2 separate regions of the Homo sapiens genome follow, and region 1 is linked to region 2. The links are chromatin loops, found by intact Hi-C in ENCODE. Cell type or tissue: IMR-90. All regions are shown on one strand. Each heading gives the region's core, and the rest is flanking DNA. Links, peaks and the distances in the headings are about the cores only. Region 1 holds the start of LOC124903009 (a long non-coding RNA gene). Region 2 overlaps LOC100287944 (a long non-coding RNA gene).

Region 1 (12,989 bases), core at 2,872-10,871, 590 kb after region 2:
CTCCCTCCACTGTATCTGGGAAGTAACTAACTTGCTTTTGATTTTACAGGCTTATAGGTGGAAGGGACTTGCCTTGTCTCAGGTAAGACTTTGGACTTGGACTTTTGGGTTAATACCTGAATGAGTTAGGACTTTGGGGGACTGTTGGAAGGGTATGATTGTGTTTAAAAATGTGAGGACATGAGATTTGGGAAGGGTCAGGGCTGGAATGATATGGTTTGGGTGTGTCCCCACCCAAATCTCATCTTGAACCGCAGTTCTGATAATCCCCATGTGTTGTGGGAAGGATCCAGCAGGAGGTAATTTAATCATGGGGGCAGTTACCCCCTTTCTGTTCTCATGATAGTGAGTGAGTTCTCTTGAGATCTGATGGTTTTATGAAGGGCTTTTCCCCCTTTTGCTCGGTACTTCTCCTTGGTGCCTCCATGTGAAGAAGGGTGTATTGGCTTCCTTTTCCACCATGGTGGTCAGTTTTCTGAGGCCCCCCACAAGCCATGCTGAACTGTGAGTCAGTTAAACCTCCTTCCTTTATAAATTACCCAGTCTCGGGTACATTTGTATTAGCAGTGTGAGAACATACTAATACAATGAAAACCCTGGGGAGGATCCCCTGAGCCCAAGAGTTAGAGAGCAGCCTGGGCAACATGGTAACACCCCATATCTACAAAAGATACAAAGAAATTAGCCAGGCCTGGTCCAGCTACTAGGGAGACTGAGGTAGAAGGATTGATGTAGCTGGCAGATGGAGGCTGCAGTGAGCCAAGACCATGCCACTGCACTCCAGCCTGGGTGACAGAGTGAGACCCTGTCAAGAAAAGGAAAGGAAAGGAAAGGAAAGGAAAGGAAAGGAAAGGAAAGGAAAGGAAAGGAAAGGAAGAGGGAGGGAAAAGAAAAGAAAAGGAAAGGAAGAGGGAGGGAAAAGAAAAGAAAAGGAAAGGAAAGAAAAGGGAAGAAAGAAAGAAAGAAAAAGAAGGGGGAGGGAGGGAGGGGAAGGAAGGAAAGAAAGAGAAAGAGAGAGAAGGGGAGAGGGGAAGGGAAGGGAGGGGAGGGGAGGGGGATTAGGGAGGAGAGGGGGAGGGGAGGGGAAGAGGAGAGGAGGGGAGGGAAGGGAAGGGAAACCCTGTGTTCACTGTAAAGTGTTAAGCAAATATGGGTCATTTTTACTGATGAGGATAAGCCTTGGGTCATCACCACACTTAGCCTCCCCTCGCCTATGCAGCAGATCTGGTATACAGAGCTGTGCCTTCACTTGGATTGCTTCATTCTTCAGGGCCCATTATTGTACTTTTTAAAATACAATGTTTTGTGTTTCCTTTTAGGCAATTTGAAAGTAAGCAGATTGTGTCTAAAGACATAAGAATTGTTTTCAAGCATCCAAATGAAACAGTGGGAGGTGCAGAGAATATTGATTTGTATAGAGTTGACTTACGTTTGTGGATTTTTCATTCAATAAAAACAGGTTTTTTTTTTTAAACAGCTGTGTGGGGGTGTGTGTATAACTTTCATTTAAACATAAAATGCTAATTTATTATAAAAGTGTCAGTAGTGTCAACTGCACATTCCTCAAATACTGAAGGGTTTTTATGGCATATAAATGATTTAGGGGAGGAGGGTTACCATTTAATACTAGCTATGGCTTTTGAGCACCTACTATGTGCAAGCTTATTTGTATAGATTATTAATCCTAGTAATCTTAATTATGCAGTTTATTAATATTTAATAATTATTTAATAAGAATCTGTGCCCAGTTTGCTGTTGAAGAAACAGAAACTCAGAAACACAAATACATAGTCAAACCCGTTGAAAAACTAATACTGTTTTTGGATCCAAAACTCTTTCCTTAAAATATACCATCCCTCACTGACACACACACTCCCATTCTTTTCAGAGTGAATATTATGTATAAAGGGGGAAAGAAGAGGTGGAGGCCATTGTTAGGAATCATTTTTGAAATTCTGGTTGGCTCCAACATTGTGGTGGTAAGAGAGTACAGGACTAAGAGGAAGAGAGCAGTTTGTATCTCAGCTTGCCATTAAATTAGTTGATCATCTTGAACAAGTCACCCAGGTTTTCTTGGCCTAATTCATCTATAAAATGAGGGAACTGAACTACATGATTTCTAAGTTTTCTGTGCTATTTTAAAATTCTATGAACGTGACCCTGCTGTGAGCTCAGAAATATATGAGTCCTGTTAAAGGTTCTTTTAACTGCCAACAATGTTAGAAAAATCAATGTATCCTTGATTTCATGAACACTCTTGATAAAAGTGAGTCAGATCTCTAAATCAAAAGCCTGTGTTGTCTCTTGAACCCATCTTGCAGAGGTGATTTTTGGCATCTGTTAATACACAAATAATGAAGGAGTAGACAGTCTGTTCAGCTCGTTCAATCCTGATATGATGTGAATGTTGGCTGAGTATCCTTCACACTGGAGTCTTTGGGGGATTGAATTTAAATGTGTTAAAGGGTGATTTTTTTTTTAAGACAGGGTCTCATTCTGTTGCCAACGCTGGAGTGCAGTAGCATGGTCATAGCTCACTGTAATTATTTTTTAAAGGTAAGTTATGACTTTTTTATGAATATAAAATGAACATGTCAAAAATTTCACTTAACTCACTAATTAATGAAGGAACCCATATGATGTTACAATGGATTAAACGGAGGATCCAAAGAGCAGTTACACAGATAGGCCGTCATGCATTTAAAATGAATTTGCTTAATATATGTGAAACTGACTTCTTCCACAGAGGGGTAGGGGAATGGAGATCAATTGTACTTTCACAGGACAGCATTCATTTGCATGTCCAAGGACAGGATTCATTTGCATTGCTATCAATTATCTGCAATTTACAGAGTTATAAAATAGCTCAAATATAGCAAAAAAAAAAAAAAACTAAAATGATAGGCAGAGAATAACTTGAAGGGTACACTGGTCAAGAGACCTAGTAATCTTTTTCGACTATTTCAAGATCATCCAGAATTTTTTGCTAACTCTTCAGAGAGGTCCTCCATGTCTACCTATTCTTAAAAGGGTCTCTCTCTCTCTCTGTTTTTTTTTGTTTTTTTTTGTTTTTTTTTGTTTTTTTTTTAGACAAGGTCTCTGTCATCCAGGCCACGGAGTGGAGTCGGGTGATCATAGCTCAGGGTCAATGCAGCCTTGACCTCCTAGGCTCAAGTGATCCTCCTATCTCAGCCTTCTGAGTAGCTGGGACCACCACCATGCACCAGCTATTTTTTAACATTTTTTTAGAGATGAGGTCTCCCTGTATTGCCCAGGCTGGTCTCCAGCTCCTGGACTCAAGTGATTCTCTCATCTCAACCTCCCAAAGTGCTGGGATTACAGACATGAAACACTGTGCCTGGCTAAAAAGGGTCCCTTCTTATTCTTTATCATAGTTCTCTATTTACTTTTGTCGTGGCACCAATTATGATCTGTGTTTTTGTTTGTTTGTTTACTTATTTATTCTCAGTCAACCTATGCCTGCTCCAACCCCAAATGCAAACTCCAGGAGGGCAGAGTATTTGTTATATCATTACTACTTGCTACAATGCCTTGTGCTCAACTCTTAATCCATTGTTCTTCTAGAGGCCCTGCTAACACCCAATTGATCACATTTAACACTGCATTTCATCCATATATTAGTTATCAATTTATTGCCTCTCAGCTCCAAATTCATCTTTCATTACTTCCTCTCTGTTAATGGAACCAGGCCCTGTAAGGATTTCATCTTTGCCACTGGCACGATGCTAAACATTCTCAGTAGAGAGCATTGGAGGGAAACTACAGGAGGAAGGGGCTTCTCTTCCTAGTTCCGGTCTTTCTGTTTTCTTTTTCTTGTACTTATTTTGCCACTGACAAAGATGCCTTGGAGAGGGACATGCGGTAGCACTCACTTCTGTCAGGTTTCACTGGCATCTCTGCTGGTGGATCCAGTGAGTCTTGCGGGCATCCCCACAGTTGGCTACCCAGCCTCAGTCCACCTGCATTCTGGGAAGGTGTTTCCTATGGCCACTCCCATCCATGTTTTCTGCCCTCTGGCCTCTACCTGGTGAATGTAGACCCCACCTGAGCTCAGGGAAACGCAGCCAACTTCTTCATTATCCAGTGGCTACAGCAATACATTCTCCAATGAGATCCGAGTCCCACCCTTAGAGAGGATTCCCTGCACTCCCACTTCCAAGTTTGTCCTTTGTTGGGTATTCTCCCTCAGTACTTTTGAATATTCTTTAGAATTCCCCCTACACTTTTTAAATCAATCATCTGTTATAATTGATCATTCTATTTATTAAATATTTCCTGTTTGATTTACTGTGTGGTTTCTGTGTCTGATTGGACACTGATTGATATAGTCCATGAACTGACCTAGTCCACCAGAATGTACTTGTGAACAGTTCTCTTGTTCTTACCCTTTTTCTTGACCAGGTACTTTTAGAAAGTGTAAATAGTTACAAATGTGGCAATATGATATTGTGAAATATTAGCCAATGTTTTTTCCCCACAGATCTTTTTCTGTCCTGTGACCATCCCCATGCAGGTCATTGGATGGGAGTCTTTTCACCTCAGAGGGGCAGAACTAGAGGACAAAGGTAGTCCAGCATTTTTTTGTTCTAAATTCAAGAGCCTTGGTCCGGATGTAAATCAGAAAAGATTTGCTGCTTCCCACTCCTTCTCATAACACTGTATAAAAATCCTCCAGGCTGGGGTGGAATATGAGGGCAAGGAAAATAAGATTAAAATTATCTATCTTAACTAAAGTAAGAACAAAATATCTCATCTGCCTTTATCTAGGATTAGCTCCAGATGTCTAGATAAGTTTAGGGTGATCTGAGGGTAGAGGAGATTTGTGCCAGCTTCCCATCTGAAATCTGGAGGCTGAGTCTCATGGAAATTCCATGCCACTTTGCTATGGCTCAGCACAGTAAGCCTGTATGGGATGCCACTGGGCCTCAGAAGCCTGCAGGCTAAGAGAACAGGTGGACTTTTCTAGACTTTTCCTCATCTTTAGAGGGCCACAAAAATTACCTGAAAGACAAAACCAGATAACTAAGGGGTTATGCCAAGGGGACAGCATGGTACAAGGTGTCACAAGAGGTTGTGGCCAAAGACCAGATGGGGACATGGGCATCTCAACACATGCCAGCCTGGAGAGATAACATTTGAAGACCAGACAGGATCATACATTCAGCAAATGACAGTGTAGACAGGTAAGGAATGTCAGCCAGATCAATACCCTTCCTTTGTAAGGATGTAATGTTCCTTAAGCATCTGGGGACAGAGATGCTATCCTGAAGAGAAGCAGGAGACATCTCCTTAGATGTTTTTCAGAATTGATTGAATTTCAACGTGAAATGATCTAGAATTGACTAGCCCAGTTTTCAACCAGTGAGCAGACTGAGACTTTAAAATAGTTTAACTCTAGTTTAGCTCTAGAAAAATGAAGGCAGGCTGGGCACGGTGGCTCATACCTGTAATCTCAGCACTTTGGGAGGCCGAGGCAGGCAGATCACCGGAGGTCAGGAGATCGAGACCAGCTTGGCCAACATGGCAAAACCCCATCTCTATTAAAAATACAAAAATTAGCCAGGTATGGTGGTGCGTGCAGGTGGTCCCAACTACACGGGAGGCTGAGGCAGGAGAATCGCTTGAATCCAGGAAGTGGAGATTGCAGTGGCTGAGATCATGCCACTGCACTCCAACCTGGGTGACAGAATGAGACTCCATCTTAAAAAAAAAAAAAAAAGTGAAGGCATCTGATTTACAGACTGAAAAATATAGTAGTTGCTACTAAATCCAGCCAAATGTTGTAGAAACTCCAAAGACCTGCACAAGCTATCTGGCACTGCGATCTGGCCTGCCTCTGCATCCTCTTCGCGGCCCATCCATCTCTCTGGCTTCTACTCTTCCCACTCTCTTCTTACTCACTCCTTGCTCTTCCTCAAGCAGGCCAGCAATGCTCCCTCTGGCCTTGCTACTTCCTCTGCCTGGAATGTTCTTTCCCAAGACATTCTCATGCCTCCCTCCCTCATTGCCCTCAGGTGTCTGCCCCAGTATCACCTCCTTAGGGTGGTCTTCTTACCTGTCCACTGCATCTACACCCCTCATCCTTCTCTATTCCCTTTATCCCCTTGATTTTTCTTTACAGCACTCACCAGTATTTGATATTATGTTATATATTTGTTTGGTTACATGTGTCTCTCCCCACTGGAGTATTTATATTTGTTGATATTTATGTAAGTGAATATTTATTAAGTGAATGAATTGTTATTCACAATATTTATTATATTATTTATTTATTATTAATTAATTATTGTTAATAAATATTTATTTATTAAGTGAATGGTTAAATGTCCAAAATTCTCTAAATAATCTCCAAGATAAATTGAATCCTTACTATATGCCAGACACAGAACTACTCTATTAGGTACTTTGCTAAGTACCTTAGATAACATTACTTAATTTTTACAACAGCCCCTATGAGATAGATATTACTACTGCCATCTTATGATGAGAAAACTGAGGTCCAGAGTGGTTAAGTTCTCATAACTTGTCTTTGAAGCTAAAAGAGGCAGGATACAAAGCCAGGCTCTCCCAACTCCAGAGGCTGTGGGTTGCCCAGCATACTCTACTGCCTCCATTGCACTGGTATTTAGGTGCTTTTATATAGGTGCAAACCAAGGGCTATCAGAGCATGGGGGAAGGCAGAATAATTCTGGTTAAGACAAACCTGGGAAGGCCTTCTGTAGAAAGTAGCACTTATACTAGGCAAATTTAAAACATATTTTTTTTTGTTTAAAAAAAAGGAACAAAAAAGAAAGGATTCCAAAGGAGTAGATGGTTGTGCAACTTACGGCAATATATTTATTAAAAATGTTCATGTGGTGAAGTCGATATATGTAAGAAAAAGGTTGTCAAGTATAAATAGAAGATCTAATGAACAATGACAGTTACCTGGAGGGGTATTTTTTATAACTGCAATATCAACAGAGCCTGCTGGTAGGAAGCAGGGAAGAAATGGAAAGAAAGAACAGAGAGATGGCACTGAATCGTGCTGTGCATTACTCAGAGCTATCAAAGTGCTTCTATGGTGCTTAGCTCCGTGGTACTTGGGCATTTAGTGGGGACAAAACCAGCCACTCTTGGGGTTGTTGTATTGAGATGGTAATACTTGGAAGAGGGGTCAGGGTAGAGAAGTGGATTTAGTAGTTGCTTCGTGTATCAACCAAAGCCACACACACACACACACACACACACACACACACACACACACACACACAAACTGGTAGGAGCTCTTTGAAGAAAGAAAAACCCTCTGTCCTCAAAGCTAGATTTTTGTGTAAGAATAGTTAGTGGACAAGACCAATAGGCAAATTTAGAGAAGGCAAGGTACACATAAATGCTGATAGCGAGAACAGGCACTGCCCAGTCCACTACTTCCCTGGCCCACACCTCTCAGAGTCCCACGACAGCCAAGAAGTTGTCTGGTGACAGCCAAGAAGTTGTCTGGTGCTGGTGATGCCACCTGGAGGCTAGTGCAAGAAGTACAAGAAATTCCAGAAAAATCTATACAATACTTCAGCAAAGATGCACAATTAAAACAATAACGCTGATGGAAACATTTGGTTGGAACGAACCACTTAAAATGTACACAACTTAACCACAGTACTCACAAAAATAACAATCTTAGTAAAATGACAGCACAATTAAAAAGACAAGTTCTCATTAAAGAAACATAAAGCTTTACTTTTTAAAAGTGTTGCTAGCTTGATGCAAAGCGTATAAGAACAAGTTGAGCCTATTGATTTATGGAGATAAGAATGTAATAAACAAAAGTTGAGCATGACTCCACCTATGGCCAAATCAAGACAGGAGACAAACATGGGATGAGTCATGAGTATCCGGCACAGTATGGTTTTCCTCCGTGGCTTGCTGTGTTCATCTCTGCGGATCTACTTTGCCATTCACTGTTGTTTCTTAGTGGAATAAAACATTAATGTACTGGGTAAAATTGCATATGAATCATCAAAGCTTTTGCCTTTCACTGACATCATTTCTGTATTAACCAATAATCTATAAGCTAATTTGCATAACATAAATATCTTTTGTAGTAGAAGAGCCTGTAAGTCACTTTCCCTCCACAGGGCTCAAGAGGATCCTGACCTCCTGAGCATTCAGCATCCAACCCCCACCAGTCCCTTCACCTGCCCGCCCCCCCACACCATTTCCTCCAGTCTTTGCAACTTAAACAAGCTCATGATCACTCCTGTTTAACTGATGTGAATCTCAGTCTCCAAATCCTGATGTTGAGAAAATTTATTTTCTAAAAATCAACTTAATTTTTCATGCCATGCCCCTAGTCTGCCAGGCTGGTAAGAAACTGACCTCAGTCATTTTTTTGAGTTTCCCTTTTACTTCCTGGGAGTCATCAGACTATGCGGCCCCATGCAGTACCCACATTTTGGGGGCCCTCCGTCTGTTCCTACTGGCCTCTGCACAGATGGCCACTCTCCTATATGGTCATTTCAGATCTGGGTGGCTATCTGCTGATTTTGTGTGTTAGTTACAGAATCATGGTTCATTTTGTTCTTGCTGCTGGGATCTCTCCCTCACCTGGCCATGTTGCTGCCTCCCTAGTCCACCCCCTGCCTCTCTGAGCCTTGCCATTTCTTTGGGACACTGCCACCAAGAGATGTCTGGGACTCCTACTCCTCCTCCATTGCTGGGGACAGCTCTCCTTAATCTCTGGTAATCTGGATACCACTTCTTGCATCTCTGAGACACTTTACTCTTTACTTCTGCCTTCACTTCCTCACCTCCTTCCTATCAGTTAACAATCTTTGGGTTGTAAGCTACAGAAAATGCATCTCAAACTGACTTAAAAGAAAGTATATTGGCTCAAATGACTGCAAATCTAGAAGTGGGGCTTGTTTCAGGCTGCGATTGATTTGGCCAGTCAAATTTTTTTATAGCAATATATTCCTATGTTCCAGGCCATGTTCTGGGCACTGGGGATACAGTGGTGTGCAGGTGGATTCTCTGGCCCCCAGTCAAATTACCATATGGTGCAGAGACAAGCTGCCTCTTCCAAGCCCTGCCCAAATTGCATATTTATGAGCAAATCAGTGATTGTTGCTGTTTTAAGCCACGCAATTTTGGAGTAGCTTGTTACACAGCAATGTTATGTGAACACCACCTGTGAGTATAGGGACAATGGAATTTTCCCTGTTCTTTTGGGAAGTTTGATGTTTGAGTCCGAGAAATAAACTGACAATAGTCAGATTAATAGGAGGAAAGACATACAAACTTATCAATATGCACATGGACATGGGAGTCCTGCAATTATAAGACTCCAAGAAGGCCATATGACTGCAGTTTTTATACCAGACAGAAGGAAAGAGGGGCTTGGAACATGGTGACAGGTTATGGAAGGGTGAGGGGAGGAAAGGCATGGTGAGCAAAAGCTGTCCTGGGATGCAGGTAAAGCCTCCCAGGTCGCAGCCCTAAGAAAGAATAGATGGCACCCTGTGGAAAGTTTCTGTAAAAGTGTCAGACCTCTAAAAGGGTCAGACTTTTAGCCTCCGTTTCCTGAGTGTTAATCTTTCCTGGATCCAGATAAGGGGACTTCAGAGAACACCTCTACATTGCTGTTTTCATCACTAAGGTAGATATCCTCCACAGATGCAAATCTCCCCTACAAAGGACAGCTTTCCAGAGCCATTCTTGCCTCTGCAGCCCTGCTGAACAGCCATCTTGAATATGCCAAAGATGCATATTTTAGGGTGGCATATTTTGGTTTCCCACATGAGCCCAAAAGAAATCCTAGTATTTATCAATAAATATAAGATTAATGCTAATGAAACACTTTTTATCAAGAATAAGGAAAGGTATATACTTTGAAATTAGATAATAATAACAACAAGAGTATTTCCCCTGCTCTAAATCACATTGAACAACCTTCCGCAGGTTCCTCACCCTCTGGCTTCCACATAGGTTTGGCCCCCGGGAGGCACTGGCATTAGACTGGAAGGCAGGAGGAGAGAAATCAGGGTTTACCTCCACCCACTGCCCTCAGTGCCACAGCTATTTCAGTGACATCATTTCTGGCAGCGGCTGTGATTCCTCTATGGTTCTGAGGAAGAAAGATAAATTTTGGGGTCTCCAAATCACTAAACTAAAAGGGAAAGGTCAAGCTGGGAACTGTTTAGGGCAAACCTGCCTCCCATTCTATTCAAAGTCATTCGTCTGCTCACTGAGATAAATGCATATCTGATTGCCTCATTTGGAGAGGTTGATCAGAAACTCAAAAGAATGCAACCATTTGTCTCTTATCTGCCTATGACCTGGAAGCCCCCTCCCCTCTTCGAGTTGCCCCACTTTTCCAGACTGAACCAATGTATATCTTACACATATTGCTTGATGTCTCATGTCTCCCTAAAATGTATAAAACCAAGCTGTGCCCCTACCACCTTGGGCACATGTCAGGACCTCCAGAGGCTGTGTCACAGGCGTGTGTCCTCAACCTTGGCAAAATAAACTTTCTAAATTATCTGAGACCTGTCTCAGGTTTTTTAGGTTCACAGTTCTATTACCTGCTGGACAGCCCCTCTCTCAGGGGTACCAGTTCCTGCCTAGTCAAGACAATTGGCTGTGACAAGACCATTTCGTTCTTTTGTTCCTCCAGGCCTAAGGATGGGAGCCACTTTCTGCTGTTGATGATCTCTGGGTTGTCTCACTAAACTGCTGGGCTTCTTTGTTCTTCCAACACTAGTTTTCTTTGTTATTTTTCCTTTGTTTGAAAGACTTAACAAGGTTCCTATTTCCTAGCTTGACCGTGATTGATTCAATCACTAACATTTATTGTGTATTCTAGGATCAATCCTATTAGAAAGCTACTATTAGCATCTCCATTTTCCAGATGAGGCAGCTAAGGCACAGAGAGATTAACCTATCTAAGATCCCACGTTTATATTCAGTGCTACTCACATCTACAAACAATGAAGTACCATTATAAATTAGTATTATTTATTATTATTTTGGTGGGGGTGGGGTCTTGCTCTGTTGCCCAAGCTGAAATGCAGTAGCACAATCATAGCTCACTGCAGCCTCAACCTCCTGGGCTCAAGTGATCCTCCCACATCAGCCTCCCAAGTAGCTGGGATCACAGCTGTGTGCCACCACACCTGGCTAATTTATTTTTTAGACATGGGATCTCACTATGTTGCCCAGGCTGGTCTCGAGCTACTGGGCTCAAGTGATCCTCCCACCTCAGCCTCCCAAAGTGCTGGAATTATAGGTATGAGCCACCACACTCAGCCTAGAAATTATTTTTTTTAAATTAAAGTTGAAAAAACATAGTATTCACTGTCAGGGGACACAAAGGGGACTTCTCGGGTGCTGGAGTCTTCTGACCTGGGGGTGGTTACATGGGAGTGCTCACATTGTGAACATTCATCAAACTGTGCATTTAGGATTTGGACACTTTTCCATATGTTAGATTTCAATAAAGAGTTTACTGTTCATATGTGTCAATTTTGAAAGCTTCAGAAATCTTCATTTAACTCTTCATTAAACTTGGTTTTCTCAAACACTGACTTTCAAGATACACTATTTCTTTTTTTAATTTTGAAGATTAGAGTTCTGATTTCAATTCAATTCTACGTTACAGTTTTTGTAGATCAGTTACGTGACAGACACGTGCTAGGAGTTCGGACTCTAACAGTAAACACAAACATAGCCCACGCCCTAGTGGATGGAGCCCAGTGGGGAAGACAACACTGAAAGCGAATTGTAACCTGGATGTAGGTCCTACCCAGAAGAAAGATCATAGGAATACAGGAGGTTATAAAAAAAGGAGTTAGTCCAAGCCTAAGCGGAACTGAAACTAAGACTTGAAGGTTAAAGGTAAGGGGAGGGGGGACTGGCACAAGAAACAAGGGTAAAATCCAGCAAGCAGAGAGAGCAGGAAGTGAAAGGCCATTGAGGAGTAGGGAGCAAAGTGGGAGATGGTAGAAGGGAAGGCTCGTGGCACAGCAGTCAGATAAAGCAGGCCCACACAGGCTGTGATTCAGAAATAAATTTTCCAGTAGAAAAACACTATCATTGGTTACCAATGGCTCTCAGGCCTGCCTGCAGAGAAGTACTAGGAAATGAAATCTACATTCAGGGATTCTCCTGGGGACATCAGGGTGTCAGAAATACTTTTTTTTTTTTTTTTTTTGAGATGGAGTCTTGCTCTGTCGCCCAGGCTGGAGTGCAGTGGCGCGATCTTGGCTCACTGCAAGCTCCACCTCCCAGGTTCATGCCACTCTACTGCCTCAGCCTCCCAAGTAGAAATATATATATTTTTTTGTTTTTAATGTAGCAGTGAGATGAGATCCTACCAAAATCCCTTACCACCACCACCACCACTACACTAGGGGCAGAGGTGACAGCAAATTGAGGATACAGGGGGAGGCAAGGGCTTATGGAGCAGGGAATCCACGTTTGGGTTATGATTACTATTGTCAGAGGTGTTTGAACCAGAATGACTCCGTCTTAAATAGGGGCTGGGTAAAATAAGGCTGAGACCTACTGGGCTGCATTCCCAGGAGGTTAAGACATTCTTAGTCACAAGATGAGACAGGAGGTCGACACAAGATACAGGTCATAAAGACCTTGCTGATAAAACAGGTTTCAGTAAAGAAGACGGCCAAATCCCACCAAAACCAAGATGTTGATGAAAGTGACCTCTGGTCGTCCTCACTGCTCATTATACGCTAATTATAATGCATCAGCATGCTAAAAGACTCCCACCATCGCCATGACAGTTTACAAATGCCATGGCAACGTCATGAAGTTACCGTACATGGTCTAAAAGGGGGAGGAACCCTCAGTTCTGGGAATTGTCCACCCATTTCCCAGAAAACTCATGAATAATCCACCCTTGTTTCGTGTATAATCAAGAATTAACAGTAAGTATAAGCAGCTGGGCAGCCAATGCCGCTGCTCTGTCT
Region 2 (12,989 bases), core at 2,004-10,003:
GGCTGCAACATGTGAATTTGGGGACACACAGTTCAGTCCATCATACCCCTGAAGACATTTGCCAATTCATAACAGCACGGATGGAACTTGGCAGTATCTATTAAAGCTAAACATACTCAGCAATTCCATTCCTAGGTGTGGGCCAGCAGAAATATGAGTGTGTTATCAGTATGTGTGTACAAAAATGTTTCTAGCAGCATTATTTATAGTAGCCCAGGTTGTAAATAATCCCTGCCTATTAACAACAGAATAAATTGTGGGATGGTCATTGATATGGCTTGGCTGTTATGCCCCACCCAAATCTCATCTCGAATTGGAATCCGCACGTGTCAAGGGAGGGATGTGTAACCCCCACGTGTTGAGGGAAGGAAGTGATTGGATTATGGGGGCGGTTTCCCCAATGCTGTTCTCGTGATAGTGAGTGAATTCTCACGAGATCTGATGGTTTTATAAATGGTAATTTTTTTCTTTGCTCTCCCACTCTCTCTCTTGCCTGCTCCGTGTTAAGACTCGTCTTCTTCCCCTTCTACCATGATTTTAAGTTTCCTGAGGACTCCACAGGCATGCAGAACTGTGAGTCAATTAAACCTCTTTCCTTTGTAAATTACCCAGTCTTGAGTAGTATCTTTATAGCAGTGTGAGAATGGATGAATACAGTGATACAATGGAATACTATACAGCAATGAAAAATGAGCTGCTGCTACCTATAATATCATAGGTAATCTCACAAATATAATATAGGGCAAAACAATTTAAGCCCAGATGGGGTGTGGTGGCTCATGCCTGTAATCCCAGCACTTTGGGAGGCCAGAGGTGGGTGGATCACCTGACGTCAGGAGTTCAAGACCAGCCTGACGAACATGGTGAAACCCTGTCTCTACTAAAAATACAAACATTAGCCAGGAATGGTGGTGGGCACCTGTAGTCCCAGCTACTCGGGAGGCTGAGGCAAGAGAATTGCTTGAACCTGGGAGGCGAAAGTTGCAGTGAGCTGAGATTGCGCCACTGCACTCCAGCCTGGGCGACAGAGTGAGACTCCGTCTCAAAAAAAAGTAAATAAATAAAGTTAATCCCAAAAGAAACATATCAATTCCTTTAAAGCTCAAAAATAGGCAAAATTAAGATATAATATGAACAGTCATAAGATTTCCCTGTGCAGAGTGGGGTGGCTAATGGCTAAGAGGTGCAAGAGTGGGGCTTCTAGGATGCTGGTAATATTTTTTTGACCTGAGTGCTGATTACATGGGTGTGTTCATTTTATGAAAATGCATTAAGCCATATTCACTGAGGACTTTTTACCTTTCTGAATGTACATCATTGTTTAATAAGTTTTTTTAATCTTTACCAGGTGACTTAAGAGTTTAAGAATACAAGCTCTAAACCTGTGTTTCAGTCTCTTCACATAATAGATATGTCACTCCAAATATAACATATTGTGTTCTTTTAGTTTTCCCATCTTCAAAATAGGGAATATAATAGTACCAACACCTGGGGCTATTTTTAAGATTAAATGAGATAACGCATCTAAAGGGCTTACCACAGTGCCTGGCACAAAAGAGGTGTTCACAAATGTTTGTTATTGCCTTCATTGATGATAACCAGTAATCATATCATACACCTTATTAACAGCACTGCCAGGACTGGCAGTGTACAACTGTACAACTTCATCAGGCAAGGGTTAGGAAAGGCAAACCCTGAGTTTCCTTTCGAAGAGAGTTTGGAAACTAGGACCAAGTGCAGAACCCATAGGATTTTGCAAAAGCGATTTGTGAAAGCTGCCCTGTTTAACAATGATGGGCGGAAGGAAGGTGGTGGACTTAGTGAGCACACTTCCCTGGAACAACCATTTTAGCACTGACATCAAAGTGAGGCCTGTCGTCGGCGCGGGAGTCCCAGAATGGTTTCATGAAACCCACAGAACGTTCTCAAAATGCTTCCATGTGGTGAGAGTCAAGTAAAGGATTGAAAAAAACACAGAAGTCCTTGATTGGGTGCTACATAATGGGATAGTTTTCAGCTGCTTCAGAGCATTTTGGCTAACACCTTTATTTGCAGTAATGAACCACATGAGGGTGAGCACATTAGGGCTGGTGGCTGGGCCCATCCGTTCTCCGCCGTCTGAGTAATAGAGGAGCCAGTTTCGGAGAGACCTGTAAATAATTCCATTGTGAAACGGATGATCAGAAAAGTGACTGTAAAAGTAGCACCTCTTTACCATCCATATTTACTCCATATGTGTCTTGAAAACAGTTTATTTCATTTGTTGACCAAAAGTTGATTTTTACTACTTCAGCCCACAGGGCCAAGATTAGTGGGAAATTAATGCCAAGCTTTAAAAAGGCAGTTTTAAATGGGGGGAAAAAGTAGTAGCAATCTAGAAGTATATAGATTACTAATGCCAAGCTACCAGTTTGAGTTTTAGAAAGAGGCTTCAGAAGCAGTGAAGAGATTTGCTTCAGCAAATCAGTCTTGATCAGGATGTCACGGCAGAAAATCTCAGCACAACCAGACACTCACATTTTTACTCACAAGTCTAACATCTCACACCATGCTCAAAGTATTTTTCAAGGTCAGGTAATAGCTCTCGTTCCATGCATAATAAATTTTAAGTCTGGCTAACTCCCAGTCATCCACATTAATGGAGGCAAGGTGTGATGTGAATCAATTAAAACATGATGAATTCAACATCTTTTGTATTGGATGCTGGGATGAAGTTTGCAGGCACATTTTTAATATAGCTTGCATGGTGGTTTGGTGAGTTTGCTGTACTTCAAATAGTGACTCCTAGGAACACTGTATTTGAAGAAAGTGGAATAATAATGTCTTTTCTGGCTAAGTAATGACAGATCTTTGGAGTGGGGGGGGTGGTTAGCCACACTCAACTGGGATGCCTCTAGGCCACTAGTATTCAAAGTTTGGTCGCTGAACCAGCAACATCAGCATCACCTGGAAACTTGATAGAAATGCACATTCTCAGGCCCCTCCCCAAACCTGCTCAGAAAATCTGCTGGAGAGGCTCAGCAATCTGGGTCTGGAGGTTTCCGCTTTCTCCCTCTAGCTTCCTCTCCACTCCCTGCTACTCCCATAAAGATATCCCACTTCAAAGGGGGCCTAAGTGAGTGCTTGGAAGGCCACGGTTTCTCTTCCTATCTCAACTGGTCATGTCAGTCTGCTGTCCAAGTCCTTGAAGGGATGGGACAGCATCGCCTCTCCCACAGCAAAGCCCTGAAGTCAGCAGAGACGCTCTGGGTGCTGCACAGCTTCCTTGGCACCTGCAGGGGTGGTTTGGTGCTGGGATTTTTCAGCTCTCTTTGCAGGGGTGTCCAACCTTTGGCTTCCCTGAGCCACATTGAAAGAATTGTCTTGGGCCACATATAAAATAAACTAAGGATATCTGATGAGCTTTAAAAAAAAAAAATCACAGCTCGGCGCAGTGGCTCACGCCTGTAATCCCAGCACTTTGGGAGGCCAAGGCGGGCGGATCACAAGGTTGGGAGTTCAAGACCAGCCTGACCAACATGGCGAAACCCCATCTCTACTAAAAATACAAAACTTAGCCGGGCATGGCGGCACGTGCCTGTAATCCTAGCTACTCAGGAGGCTGAGGCAGGAGAATCTCTTGAACCCAGGAGGTGGAGGTTGTAGTGAGCTGATATTGGGCCACTGCACTCCAGCCTGGGTGACAAAGCAAGACTCCATCTCAAAAAAAAAAAAAAATCTCATAACGTTTTGAGAAAGTTTATGAATTTGTGTTGGGCTACATGTGGCCCATGGGCTGCCGGTTGGACAAGCTTGCTTTAGAGTATGACCAGCCTTAGGGCTGCTGTCCTAAAAATGAGTTGGCAGTGGTATTATCAACAAAGAAGGAGCCAAGGTGCTTCCACTAATAAGCTGAGTCTCAACTTTCTAATCTGTTCAGTGGGTATATAATACCTCCCCACCTAATGACCTATGCGGGCTTACACAGGAGTAAGAATAGTACTTACCCCATAGGTTTGCTGTGATTAATAAATGAGTTAATTCAAGTGAGGCACTTAGAACAGGGCCTACCCCATGCTACACACTTGATAGAGATTCGCTTTTCTTTCTTTGTATGTGTAAACTTCAAACTAGGCCAGTTTCTCAAGCTTGGCACTACTCACATTTGGGGCTGGCTAATTCTCTGTTGTGGGGCTGTCCTGTGCATTGTGGGATGTTCAGCAACATGCCTGGCTGCCACCCACTAGATGCCAGTAATGTACCCTAATCATGACAATTAAAAATGTCTCCAGACATCGCCCAACATTCCCTGCCGGGAAAAATCACCCCCAGTTTAGAACCACTGAACTAGACAATGTGTATGAAAGTGTTTTAAATTCCAGAGCAATTGAGAACAGTCTCAGCAAATCTTTTGCAGCTTTGTCCTCAGGAAACTGATAGCCAATCTGCTTCTGGATAATTGAGGGACTGTATTAACAAATGTGAACATGAATGCAAACCCTTGTTTTTTCTTCATGTATCAGTTGTCATGGCATCAGATCAAGCTGCTGTCAATCATTTGTTGGTCATTAAGTTAAATAAGTTTCATTCCTGTTGTACACTGTACTTTTATAGATCTGTTGGTAATGTTATAGTCATAAAAATAAGATCAATCATAATCTCCGTTGTCATTCACATTTGCCCCCAGCTTGATTTTGTCCTAGATCTAGCCTATTTTTGGTTTTTGTCAAGGACATATGCTGATTTTCATCATTTACTCAATCACCCCTCAGCCTTGCATCTGCCCGCCTGCCATGTGGCAGGGACTGTTCAGCTCCCAGTTCACCCCAACGCTGAAAATTCTGCCTTGAATGGCCCTGTGGGAGCAAATGGGCTTGAAAGTCCTAGGGAGGGCCCTCTTCCACACAAGCTAAAGTCCTGCTTGCATTTTAATATGACAGCAATAGGGCTGGGTCCCCAGCACAGAAATCTCAGCATCGACAACTCTCTTTGTGAGTTACGGGTAGGTTTCCTTCATCGTTACTCTGGGTCTTGCATGTCCCAAGGATGTCTATAATCTGTCAGGACCTGAAATATGGAAACATCGGTCCAGACAATGAAACAGGAGGCTGTTTGTGATTTACTACCTGCTCTGCCTGCAGGGAGAGTTATTCTAATTACCTTATTCAGTGTCAGATGTTACAAAAATCCAGGAGTAAATATTTATAGAGATTATGAGACAGGCACAGTTCTGATAGTACAGATGTCATAGGACTTTTTCATTTAAATAAAGTCAGAGATGGCAAATACACATATATGTGCTCCCATTCTCGGTGGCTCCCTAATCTAGCTCATGCCAGTCTATTGTGCTAAACCTGAATTTGATCTCAGACTCTTGAACACCAAGCTCTGACAGCCACAACCCATCAGCTGCGAGTCAGGAGCATGCTGTGGTCGAGAGCAAGAACTCTGCGATCAAATCGACTGCCTTCAAATCCTACCTCCACAACCTACTGACTTCTATGATCTCTGGCAGATTATTTTGCCTCAGTTTCCTGTCTGTAAAAATGAGGTAATCGTACCTACTGGCCCAGTATGGTGGCTCATGCCTGTAATCCCAGCACTTTGGGAGGCCAAGGTAAGAGGATCACTTGGACCCAGGAGTTCAAGATCAGCCTGAGCAACATAGCAAGACCCTTCATCTACAAATTTTTTTTTTTTTTTTTTGAGACAGAGTCTTGCTCTGTCACCCAGGCTGGAGTGCAGTGGCACGATCTCGGCTCACTGCAAGCTCTGCCTCCTGGGTTCATGCCATTCTCCTGCCTCAGCCTCCCGAGTAGCTGGGACTACAGGCGCCTGCCACCACGCCCAGCTAATTTTTTGTATTTTTAGTAGAAACAGGGTTTCACCATGTTAGCCTGGATGGTCTCGATCTCCTGACCTCGTGATTGGCCCGCCTCGGCCTCCCAAAGTGCTGGGATTACAGGCGTGAGCCACCGTGCCCGGCCACACATTTTTTGTTTTTTAATTAGCCAGGCATGGTGGTATATGCTTGTTGTACCAGCTCCTCAAGAGGCTGAGGGTGGGAGGATCACTTGAGTCCAGGACTTTGAGGCTGCAGTGAGCTATGATCATGCCACTGCACTCTAGCCTGGGCAATAGAGCAAGACCCTGTCTCCCATAATAATAATAGTACCTACTCATAGGTTAATTGAATCAATCAATTGAGCACATAACAAATGCTCAATAAGTACCAGCTATCATCATGATTACTTGGAAATGGCTTTCTTATGAAACTTAATTTCCATCCCTGTATAGTGGCATTTTTTCCTCTTTTTAGATTAAGTTCAATCCAGCTATGTGATTGGTTACCTAAGTGGGGCAGCCTCTCATGCTAAGGGTAGGGTTTCATCTTTGTTGGAGTAGTAAGTTTAAATTTTTGTTCAAAAATTTATAAATGTTTACTTTTGATTACAATGGAGACTGGGTTAAAGGGTGTGGTTGACTGAAAGTAAAGCCATCTCCACTCTCAGAAACAAAACAGCTTAAAGTATTTACCTAGCACTGAGTTAGGGAGTACAGTCTCATGTGTGAAAGAAATTGAAGACATGCATATGACATTGTTGTTCTTCCCATCCGGCATCCACACTGCCTCATATTACCAGATTTTATATATAATGTCCATATTCAGCTGTGTGCATTGAACACAGCATTAATGCTCCCCGCGTAAGAATCCGATGACCTACATAAGAAGGAATTTGTATATAAAGGAATCTTTGGCTTATGTGCAAAGGAAAAAGTCTCCCCTGGAAAAATGCAGGCCTTACACATTTAGCAGACCCTCGTGTCCACAGAAACAGTCATTGGCAATTAGGCAACTGCCATAAGATCAGAAGCAGGAGCCCGCACATGAAACAGGCGGTGCAGGAAGATCACTGCCTTCTATCTCTTGAGTTACGGGCGGCTGAGGTTGCCTCCCCCTGTGTCCAATCTGCTCTGAGCTTTTCCTGCTGTGGACAGAGGCCCTGGAGACTTTTACACACCCCAGTTTTCATGCGGCTTACTGATCCCTTTTCACGTGAATGAAAAACGCCTTTGATTTTGAATACTCAACGTCTGTTTTGTGTAACACTTTACTGATGTGCCAGAATCATTCTGTACCTTAAAGGGGGTCTTGCACTGGGCTATTAAAATCAGTCCTTCTGTGAAGAGTCACTGTGCTCACTTAAAGGATAACTGCCCTGCCTTTTTAAATGGGGCTCATCTTGTTAGACCTGGATTAGGGAAGAGAGGAGCAAGCCTACCCGCTGTTGAAACCCATCCAAAGCCCATCAATGAGTTGGGTCCAACCACAAGAGAGGCTTCAAAGAAATATTACTATCTGCCAACCAGCTCTTCTTTGGGAACTCTACTTCCTGTCATTAATTCCAGTTAGAATCATGGTAAGCTAATAGAGACCTTGAACCAGTAGGTCTACTTTATTTGTTCAGATGACAGAATGGGTTGTTCCGTTTTCTATGGAGTTCCACATCTCTGGAGAAGTCCAAGGAAAAGTTTTATGACTTATCTGTTCAGTCAGCGCTCTCTGTCTCTTCTAGGAACGGATGCTCTACTAGGTTCTGGGGCTACAGAAATGAGTTAGATGATGTCCCTGCCCTCTGGATGCTCAGAACTGGGAGATAAGATAGAGAAGCTACCAGAGAGAGGAGGCCGCCATTCACCTATGTAACTTTGGCAAATTCAATTACATGCTCAGCATTTAAAAGGTAAAGGAAGGGTAGTATTTAAGGCAGACAATACCACTCCCATCCTTCATCCACACCCCTGCCATAGTTGAGCCCAGGTTGAGTGGAATGTAGTCTTCTGTCTCCTCATGCCTCTCACAATACGAGCATCTCTGCTGCAGTGTGAATCTCTGGAGTTAAAAAGATATGGATAGTTTTTAGTCTTTTTGTACCTTATAGACCCTAAATGGAAAGTACTGTCCCACTGGGTGTTCAACCAAACAAATAGCCACTGTCCCAATGATGAGCTGTTTAAGTTATCTTCAAGGATGATTTTGACTTTATGGGGTTTTCACTTGAAACTATTTAAATGCCTGCTGTAGAAAATAACAGACTAGATTTCTCTATCATACAGGAGGGGAAGCCGCCCGTAGTGTCCTATAGTGGGGGCTCCGGTGCAGGCAGGGCAAGTTTTCCAGAAGAGGTGTCTGCCAGAGCTGACTTTTGAAGAATGAGTGGACATTTGCCAAGGGCAGATGGTCCTGGGTGGGGCTGGAGGTGAGAGCATCAGGAAGTAGAGCTGACAGGACTTTGCAGGCAGTGAGAGAGGAATCAAGGGCACTGTGAAAGTACAGCCTGGACCGCCAAGTGGGTAGTGAACCTCCAAGGCAAGGAGCGAGTGGCAGACACACTACGATGTGTTCTGTGTGGCACATATGGAGTTGGGTGTGTCCAGGACCCCTGAGTTAGTGGCCCATCTGGAAATGAGAGGCAGGGGCTGCCAAGGTAGATTGGGAAGTCATCAGTGATTGTGGGCACAGAATGAATGTCACACACACCCGCTCCAGAGAAGGGAAGAGGGTCGGAATGAACCCTGAGGACCCCAGCATGTGGGGAATGGGCACGGAGAGAGGCACCTTCCAAGAAGTCCAAGTTGGGGCAGCAAAGGAAAGCCAGAAAACAGCAGAGTCCAGAGGCCAAGGGAAGAGGGTTTCTAAGTAGGAAGGAGGTCACAAGTCGGAATGTGAAGAGGACCAGGAAGATGAAGTCTGCAAGTCCAGTGGATCCCACCAGGCTGTGAGAGCTGATTCAAGGGCATGAAGTCAGCAGAGGTTAAAGGCACTAGAGGAGGGAGCAGCAGGAGGCTGTTTAATATGATGCCTTAGCGTTCCTAATTGCCCACTTACTGTCTAACAGAGGCAAACAAACCTAGGAGACACCACTGGACTTTGTGTGGCCTCCAGTGTGCTGGTGTCAGCACCCTTTCCCAGAATTCTCTCCCATCAGCCTGCCTGCAATCCCCACATTGGACTCCGCAGGCAAGTCACCTGGGAGGACCATCCATGAACACCTGATTCCTATCAAGACTAATGTGATTCCCTAACCTGTCTTCTCAGGCCCCTGAGGAAATGGACGAGGATCAGGAGGGCGGGATGAGGGCAGCTAGAGAGAGGCAAAGTGAGCAGACCCCACACCCCACCACCCGCATAATGGAGGCTTTGGGAATTACAGTGAGGGGAGGGTGACAGAAGAACATGCTGTCCTACCCACAACTTGCACAGTTTGGACTTTGACCAACTTGACCAATACTGCTGCAGAAGGAACCTTAAGCTTACTGAGCACGTACTAGGGGCTAATCCCTTTACGTAGAGGATCCCACTACCCAACCCTGCTAGGTTGACGTTATTCTCCTCCATTGTATTCCCTTCTAACCTGATGTGATTGGGAGAAATGTCTTAATACAAAATAATCCCTATGTGTAAGAAATGCAAAATCAATTTTGAGCTAAGCTTGTTATAGGCCCACTGCAGGGTAAAATTTTGTTACTGGGTGATCTATTAATCAATCTGATTATGGAGGATCTAGGGTGTGCATTCATAATCCCATTTTACTCATACCACAGCCCTGTGAGGTAAATATTATCTCAGTTTTGTGAGACTAAGTGATTTGCCCAGTGGTACCCAGTACTAAGTGCCTGAGCCAGACTTGGATCTAAGCCTACTCTACCACCTCTCCTCCTTTGTCAGAAAGCCCTGGAATGTTCTGCAGAATGTGTTCAAGGACCCAAACATGGTACGCCAGCCCATGGCCTCAGTGCTATCCAGGTACTCTTCAAATTCTTCTTCAGCAATGCAGAGTTTAGACCAGAAGCAACCTGTAAATAACGCTGAGTCATCCCTTTTACAGCAGGTCTAGGAAGACAGTCTCGTGTGTGTGTGTGTGTGTGTGTGTGTGTGTTTGTGTGTGTGTCTGTGTGTGTGTGCATGTGTGTTCATGTGTGTCTGTATGGTTTTTTTGGGTGTGTATGTCTGTATGTATGTGTGTGTGTCCATGTATGTGTGTGTTTGTGTGCTTTCATACTCTCCTGGCTGCTGCCAAGAGATTTCCTTGAACCTTGCACCTCCCTGACTTCAGGAGCAGCTTCTAATGATAAACCTTATTGGGACCCAAGTTGGAAGGCCACTGATCCCTCACTGCTGGGGCCACCATCTGGGTTTTATGGCCAAAGCCCATTCTGAGGAGATCTCTTGTATTAGGGATTTATACTTAGATACAGAAATGCCTCAATTTATGAAAACCCCAAACTTCTGAGACCCGGGTGCTGGAGATCCATAATTCCTTCCCATAGCAGGGGGTCCTTTAAATACAGTACTCTACAAAAAATACATGTCATTGTGGACCAACTACAGATAGGCACCAATAAAGTAGCTTAAGTTACTCATAATCTCATCACAAATAACAATTGTTAACATTTCAGTGTAGTCCATGCAGTGGAGTACTGTGCAGCTTTACACAGAAGACAGACAGTCGCAGCCCTACCTAGTAATACTGAAAGCTCTCTAAGTTTCACACTTGGAAGAAAAAAGAGACTTAGGAAATATAAAGTCTCATTTTTGTAAAAAAAAAAAAAAAAGTGATGGGTAGATGGATACATAAGTAGGTAGATATATAAATAGATGATAGACACAGAGAGGTGGGGAGAAAGAAAGAGATTTAGCAAGGTACAAAAATATGTCCGATTGGACAACAAATTGTTAAGAGTGGGATGAGGGAGGGAGAAGAGGAAGGACTTAGGAAAAGAACTTTCCTTGTTTTCTTTTTTGTTCAGTTATGTTTATTTCATGTACTTATTTTTGTATTTTATGACATCACATATGCATTACTTTATAATGTAAAATAATTTATAAAAGTAAAGCAAATTGGCATCCAAAACTTTTCTATATATAGTTATATAAATGCAGGCACACACACATACACACACAGACACACTTTTTCAACCTTAACCACAAAAAATTCCAAATATTTACAAAACTAGAGAGAATGGTATAGTGGACCCTCATCTATCCATCACCCAGTTGCAACGATTATCAACTCATTGCTAGGTTGGTATCCATGACCCCACCTATTTTCTCCTCCTAGAATATTTTGAAACAAATCCCAGGTTTACAAATTCATTTCACCCATAAATATTTCAATATATACCACTAAAGTCACTCTTAAAAAAAAAACCACAATACCATTGTCATAATAACAATTAACAATAGTCTCTTACTGTCATCAAATATCCAGTTTGTATTCAGATTTTCCAATCATCTCATAAATTTTTTTTCCAGATGTTAGAACTGGAATCCAAATAATTAACGTTAATAAATCTTTGAATTCTCTTACAGTCAGCACTGGTCTCTTCTATCTCCCAGGTCCCCATCTCCTTCTTTTATTTGCAATTTATTTCTTGAAGAAACCAGATCCTTTGTCATATAGTTTCCTATAGTTTGTACTTTGCCAGTTGCATTCCTTTAGTAGAGTTCAACATGTTTTTCTGTATTCTGTGTCTTCTGTAAGTCTGCAGTTAGAACTAAAGGCTCGATTGGATCAAGTTTGACTTTTGTGACAAGACTCATTCATAGGGGGTGTCGCCTTCCCACAGGAGGCACGCACGTTTTGTCCCTCTTTTTGTGATGTCAGCAGCCACTCGTGCACAATACTCCATTAATTTAATAGAGTTTGCAAAATGGTGCTATGCTCATTCTATCGTTTCTTCATTTATTAGCTAGGATACACCTGTTTAGAGAAACTTCCTTTCATCAATTATTTGCTTACCCAGAAGTTTATTTCATATAATAAAGGCTGGATACGTGTTTTATTCTTTTCCTTTACTTACCAGTTGTCAAAATAATGAGTTAGTTCCCTAGCATCCTTCAGTGGGAGCCAATGAGTTTGGGGGGGAATTCTTATGAACTCATGGACTAAACATATTGCATTGTCCCAATCCATTGCAGTTATTATTCTTCTGATGATCAGATTACTCCCTCTTTGGCCAAGACAAGCTGTTCAAAATGTCTCCTGAGCCCTTTTGATACAAACTCAGTAACACTTGGAAATTTCCTTGCTTCCAAGTATGACATGATGTTCCAGTCTCCCATTGTACATTTTCTGTCCCAGGCCTGAACCCAACCTTTTCTCTAAATGAGCCTAGTTTGTGTGTGTGTGTGTGTGTGTGTGTGTGTGTGTGTGTGTGTGTGTGTGAAATAATATTTCAAGACCACAATCTAGGTGTTAGGGAAACAGTACTGCTGAGCAGGTAATTGGTTCCAGGCCTTTTTGATGGTTAAAACTAAGATAGATAGATGAGACAGAGCGAGAGCAAGCTGTGGTCTGAAAGTGTCCCCTTCAAAATTCAAGTGTTGCCAATGTGATAGTATTAAGAGGTGGCTCCCTTGAGAGGTGATTAGGCCATGAGGGCGGCTCCCTCATGATTGAGATTAAGGCCTTTTTGAAAGAAGCCTTATGCCTTCTTTGGTGACCTTGCCCTTCTGCATTCTGCCATGCAAAGTCACAGAGAGAAAGTCCTCACCAGACTAAATGCTGGTGCCTTGATCTTGGGCTTCCCAGCCTTCAGAACTGTCAGAAATACATTTTTGTTCCTTGTACATTTCTCAGATATTTTGTTGTAGCAGCACAAATTGGCTGAGAGAGGGAAAGAAAGAGAGCGAGAGAGAATACATCAAGTTCATACCAATATTTCCCATTCTTATTCAGGACTACAAGGTTTTCTTAATTGCATCCATCTTACAGACAATCAAAATTTCCCCTTTCTCTCTCACTAAAACTCCCAGTACCAAGTTCTCAACAATACCAACATAATTACTTAGTTGCTGTCCCAGAATATATGCATAACTGTCTTAGAATAGCAATACCAACATTACCACCAACAATATGATTACTAATGAGAGTGTAATATATTTGTGGCTTTACAATTTTTTTTTTTTTTTTTTTTTAAACAGGGTCTTGCTTTGTTGCCCAGGC

The links. Peaks named below come from ENCODE experiments on the same cell type or tissue, not always from the same donor. Only the 100,000 strongest peaks of a DNase experiment are listed, where the experiment ranks them.
Region 1: it touches region 2 in a loop (5-fold over the local background); 1 of 110 quality-filtered maps calls a loop at or near these places.

What each region holds. Positions count from the first base shown.
Region 1 is chr12:107,097,389-107,110,377 of GRCh38, forward strand. It overlaps LOC124903009 (a long non-coding RNA gene), which reads left to right and starts at 48. Exons shown (of 2, transcript XR_007063445.1): 1 at 48-82; 2 at 1,320-1,474. In IMR-90, for the core only: a CTCF peak has its summit at 7,527 (motif pointing left); no DNase peak of the experiment used is centred there; H3K27me3 peaks cover 1,883 bases.
Region 2 is chr12:106,513,001-106,525,989 of GRCh38, forward strand. All of the region lies in intron 1 of LOC100287944 (a long non-coding RNA gene), which reads right to left. Among named protein-coding and RNA genes, the nearest start is that of RFX4, 64 kb to the right of the region's middle. In IMR-90, for the core only: no CTCF peak of the experiment used is centred there; a DNase peak (open chromatin) is centred at 6,731; H3K27ac peaks cover 615 bases.